Regions from separate parts of the Homo sapiens genome. Here region 1 is linked to region 2. The links are chromatin loops, found by intact Hi-C in ENCODE. Cell type or tissue: left ventricle myocardium inferior. All regions are shown on one strand. Each heading gives the region's core, and the rest is flanking DNA. Links, peaks and the distances in the headings are about the cores only.

Region 1 (2,816 bases), core at 219-2,718, 53 kb after region 2:
TGAGATACCATCTCACTCCAGTCAGAATGGCTATTATTAAAAAAACCAGAAATAACAGATGCTGGCAAGGTTGTGGAGAGAAAGGAATGCTTATACACTGTTGGTAGGAGTGTACATTAGTTCAGTCATTGTGGAAGACAGTGTGGCAATTCCTCAAAGACCTAAATTCAGAAATCCCATTAGACTCAGCAATCCCATTACTGGGTATCTACCCAAAGGAGCAACCATTGCTTTATATTCAGCAATCAGAAAGCACAAATAACCATATTTTTGTTTAGAATAATGCATGTCACCAATTCACATGAATAATGGTGACTTTGTGACCATATTAGATTCCAGAATGTCTTCTGGACAACAAAAGCAAAATATTATATTCAGTTTAATTTTATTGCTAAGCTATTTTTCAAAGGCTGTCCCTGACTTATTTAGACCTATCTTTTATGCCTACAACTCCCCTAAACCAGAGGTTTTTGGTTTTTTTTTCTCTCTCTCTCATTTCGTACAGTTGTGTGTGGGGTTTCCCTTTCACCTTGTAAAGACTGCAAATAATTTCTTGGCCACCTCTTTCCTTAACCTTTGAGTGCCTAGAAATCTTCCTTCCTAATTCTGATCTTTGTTTGTCCCTTCTGTCCAGGACAGAAATAACAACTTCAAGGAGGGCATATAAGAGAATTGCAATAACCTATTGTGCTGACTCACAGCCCTACCACAACCATCACTGCATGGGTCTCCACCATTCTGAGTATGTCATGTCATCCACACATCTTCTTTTTATCCCATAGCTCATTTCCCATATATAGTGGCCATATATTCAAATACAATTTCTTAATCAAGAAGAAAAATTTACAAGGCTATGAATGGAAGCCTTTCCATGAACTAAAATTAATCTTATTCCTTAGAACCAGCTCTGGAGTTAACAAAGGGAGGCCCAGTTGGGTAGAATTAATTATAGCAAGCATAAAGGTTGATGATGGGATGAAAAGGAGCAAAAAAAAAAAATTTCTATTCATATTTTGTTAAATAGAATGCCACCTTTAATCATGTTTTAGACTACTTGAGATTGGTGGGTCTCCCTGGCTTGCTATTTTTGCTTTAATAAATTTTACTCTTAGATTCCCTAGAAGTGGTAAGAAAAAGGGGTACAAGGGGAGCTATGATGAAAATATGTTTTATTTTAAATCTGGAACAGGGCTTTTCAGCAGTGCCACTATTGACATTTCAGGCCAGATAATTATTTGATGTGAGAGGCTGTCTTGTGCATTGTAGGATATTTATCTTCCTGGCTTCTACCCACTGGATACATACTGTTTGGTTTTAAATCTGGAACAGGGTGTGTCAACAGTGCCACCTGATGTGAAAACCAAAAATGTCTCTACACATTGTCACATATCTCCTGGGGGCAAATCACCCTTGGTAGGGAACCACTGAGATAAACTTCAGTTTAGAGAATAAACAATGGTAATAAGAAGGAAACAAAGACCAGTTTTGGGAAGCTGGCCAAGACTCAGATATGCCCCCAAAGCTTCACAGGCCTTATGCTTCAATCTGATGGAAGTTTCCATCACAATCTCTAGGCATAGGTGCCACCAATAGCTTGAAACTGAAAAGGTCCAGACTCTGATTTTCAAGCACGAAGTCTTGTTCTGCAGAGACTCAAGCAATAAAAGCATTTCCCTTGGAATCACTCCTTTACACAGTAGCTAGATTGTGTTAGTATTATACTTTCCAGGCTGGCCTAGGAAATAAAGAGTTATTTCATATGTTCTATGGAAAAATACATTCAGAGTTCTCAATATTTTCCATAAATATTTACAGATTGCATCCTAGTCTTCATATAATGGGTTTTAGAAGCATATCTTATAATGTAATTATTCTTAATTAATAATTTACTATTTTATTTATTCTTATTATTTTGAAAGGGTTTGGTATTCATCCTGCTAAGTTTTATATATAAAATTTCAGCCAAAGTTTAGTGTTTACTATACACTAGGAAGAAATTTTGCTCTTTGATTGATTTTCCAGACCCCAACTTTAGTGCCTTTTATCTTTGGATCACTGAATAAAGATTGCCAAATTATATCCATTTATCTTCATTTTTCTCTACCTCCACACTAAATTCTTTTTCTGTAAATATAAATTCTGTTGAATCTCCAATTTGATGTTACAATATCATAGACAATATTTTATCTTAAAACTTCAAGATTTAAACTTAATTTATTTCTTGATGCTTTGTGCTTAGTCAATTAAATTATTTTCAAAGTATATTTGATTGTATGAATCTTGCCTTTTTATTACAAGCCAACTCATTTTAATTCTGTGTAATTTTTTATGTTATTAATGCTAATTATCAATGGAGAACTATTTTAAGCTTTTTCTTCATAATAGAGTCAATGTAAAAAGTTTCATATTCAATTTTTCACTAATATTTCAGAATGAATATGGAAAAATATCCCTGAGGCTAACACATGTTGTTGAAAGTTTCATGTAGTATATAAATCCTCTTGAATTTATGATGAAGATATTCTAAAAAGGCAAAACCTGAATAATTAAACTGGTGTTGACGAATAACCAAGTATATATCTATCTTTTCAGTGAAATGTGCCTCATTAGCACAAATTTAGTCAAAATCAGAAAACTATAAATCAGGGGAAGATTAAAAACATTCTTGGGCTCATCTTTGATCCAAAGTGTATACTAATGATTTTTAAAACGCCTCTTATTTGGTTAAGAGTTATTTTATTTTGGTAGAGTTCATGCCAATAAAAAAACAGACTAGTTGAAACAGGTGAAAAAACATTGTGCATAGGTTAGAAAAT
Region 2 (2,816 bases), core at 103-2,602:
TTTTGGAGTCACTTGTTATACACCATTTTTGTGGCAATAGCTGACTGATACAACCATTTATTTTAAAACCTATTTCACCACTATCCCCATTCAATCTCTACAAGTCTTTATTTGTTCATTTATTTTTGTCTTTTGTTAATAAAAGCATGGATATTCTTGTCTTGTTTCCCTAAATTATCAGAACATAAATAATTCTCCTCATAGTAATCATTCGGTAAATATTGACAATATGCGTTAATGAATTAATCGAATTCCAAGAATCCCTCCCTGATGGTTTTAGAATAAGCTACCACTCCCTCACCTCTCACAAGGACATTTTTATTCTCCAATCTGTGAATAATAAAATCCAGGAAACCTCTTTCGGAGAAATTCCTAGCAAAATGAAATAGTATGAAAAAATGCTTCCTTTCAAAGATTCTTGAATATTGATTTAATTTCAGTTGGAATTTTCTAAGTTGTCCTTGAGGAAAACTGGGTGTACGGTGTTACAGAAGGCCCCAAATTTGGTGAGCCAATTTGTGCAGAAAGGATAAGTACCGGCAAGCTGTCAGACAGAGAAGACTATAGTCAACATTAGAGCATTCTGAGTCTAGAAGAAACAGCCACTGTAACCACTACTACAGATCTAGGAGTAATCTAAAGAATACTTTTCAAATTCATTATTGAAAACCTACTATATGCCAGGTTAATTTTATTTCATGTAACATAGCATACCGTGAAGCAGAGTTCACAGGATATTATTCCTATTGTGCAGGTTAAAAAAAATAAGAGATACAAAGAGTTTAACTAAGGACAATGGGACTTACTAAGTAGAGTATGGGTAGGACTGCAATGTTTTCATTCCAAAGCAACAGCTAATCTTTGTAACATTAATACCAGACCCAAGTAATAAGTCAAAGAAAATCTTGTATTAACATGCTGTATAAAATATTATGCCAAACAAAGTATAGGCTAATACTTTTAACTTGAATGTACATTTAGTGAAAAAATTAGGTGTGATTTTAATTCCAATTCATCAGTTTAACCATGTTTTTCCACCTTTTCAGACTTAGCTGTATTACACATATTAAACAAAAACACAGACCCTTGATCTCAGAATCCTTCTTCTAAACACAGAGATCATGAAGAACCTAAATGGGCTCTGAATGCAATGAGTTGTCGTGACTGGGTAGAAGACAGAAAGTATGCATAGAAGAATCAGAGAAAAAGTGGGGTTTTAGCCTGAGGGGAGTCAAAGCTTGGTGCCTGGGAAGGAGAATATTTCCCACTTTGTACTCTAGGTGGCGGCACTAGTATGTACAGAATGGAAATATCAAGCAAGAACTCACAGTACTAGACCATATTTTAATGTCATCATAATTCATTGACCCAGAAAACGTAAAACTGAAAATGGCTGTATGGAGCTAGTCTCATACTTTCATTTTTCAGAGAAAGAGACAGAAGTCCAGATATTCTAGATGGGTTACAAATTTCCTTCACCTTCCGACTCTTAATCACATAGGTCCTAACTGCTCTGAGTCTGACCTCACTTCTTTTCTCAGGGGAAGGATTGATTCTCCAACATCGGTCAAGCTACTTTGAGAAATAATTTATTCTCTGTGAGTTTCTGTATAGCATCCCCACAAGTTGGAACACATCAAAGGGATTAGTCACTTTGAAATAGGCTTTCTTTTTGGACAGCCTATTTTTTGTCTTTATTCAGCAGAATGTCTTGCTTTTGGCACAATCAATTCTGTTGCTATCGTCCAGTAAACACAAATCTTTTAGCTCCTAGATCATGGAATCTCTACTTGGATAAACTTTTGTTTTACTATGTAACATCATCACCTTTTTTCTAAGTCTCTCTGGCCCTAAAGTTGAATGGACATGGTCATATGTCAGATAACCATACTCAAATACCTACAAGGACCAGGCAGGTAACATATCCTATTTAGGTTCTGTTTAAGGGGATCATCTCTGTGCTCCTGAGCTTCAGATGATTTTTCTCCACAAGAAAGTACAAACTGGGGTGGAGGGGTGGGGCTGAGGCCAAGGTGGCCCACTAGAAACAGCGGCGTTGGGAGACTCCCATCTAAAAGAACCATAATAAGTGTGAGAATCCTTTACCGGCAACCAAGGTATCCAGGTTCTCTCATCAGAACTGACTAGGAGGCTGGCATGATCCACAGAGAGGAAGAACAGTGTGGTGCAGTGGCCCACCTGAGAGCCACATGGGGCAGGGGACCCCCTACCCCCAGCCAAGGGAGGCGGTGAGTGAGCATGCTACCCAGCTGGGGAAACTGTGCTTTTCCCATGGTACTGTGCAAACCATGGATTGGAAGATCCCACTCATGAACCCACACCACTGGGGCCTAGCGTCCCAACTCTGGAGCTGCGCAGATTCTCAACAGCCTCTCAGATGGAATCTGCTTAAGTCTACCAAGCTGCCAGCACCACAGCTGCAGCTGACTGCTGTCTAAGCCATTCGAGCTCCTTGGGGAAAGGGCAGCAGCCAGCACTGGGACTCACAACTGCCTAACGTGCTAAGCTCCCTGGGTGGGGGAAGGGCAGCATTCATCTCTATAGCTCCAGACTGCATTTTCCCCCTGCTGGAGTCCGGGAGGCTGGACCACTTGGTCCCAAGATGTGTCTCCCACAGCCCGACACTCTGACTGTGGCAGATGGCAGCCAGACTGCCTTTTCAGGCCTGACCCTGACTCATCCTTCCTCACTGCGTGGGGCTTCCCTGCAGGAACTCCAATAACTCCAGCCAGAGGCTCAGGGACAGAACCTGGATTTCCCTGGGCCTGAGCCCCTAGTGGGAGGGGTGGCTGCAG

The links. A loop is a pair of places that touch in the nucleus more often than their neighbours do. Peaks named below come from ENCODE experiments on the same cell type or tissue, not always from the same donor. Only the 100,000 strongest peaks of a DNase experiment are listed, where the experiment ranks them.
Region 1: a loop joins it to region 2, with 2.1 times the contacts of the local background. A loop is called at or near these places in 6 of 110 quality-filtered maps.

What each region holds. Positions count from the first base shown.
Region 1 is chr12:85,812,843-85,815,658 of GRCh38, reverse strand. The region is part of intron 1 of RASSF9 (Ras association domain family member 9); the gene reads left to right. Among named protein-coding and RNA genes, the nearest start is that of RASSF9, 22 kb to the left of the region's middle. In left ventricle myocardium inferior, for the core only: a CTCF peak has its summit at 1,344 (motif pointing left); no DNase peak of the experiment used is centred there.
Region 2 is chr12:85,865,831-85,868,646 of GRCh38, reverse strand. No RefSeq gene overlaps it. Among named protein-coding and RNA genes, the nearest start is that of NTS, 7.1 kb to the left of the region's middle. RefSeq lists a silencer at 1,259-1,358. In left ventricle myocardium inferior, for the core only: CTCF peaks have their summits at 1,053 and 1,255 (motif pointing right); a DNase peak (open chromatin) is centred at 2,546; H3K27ac peaks cover 763 bases.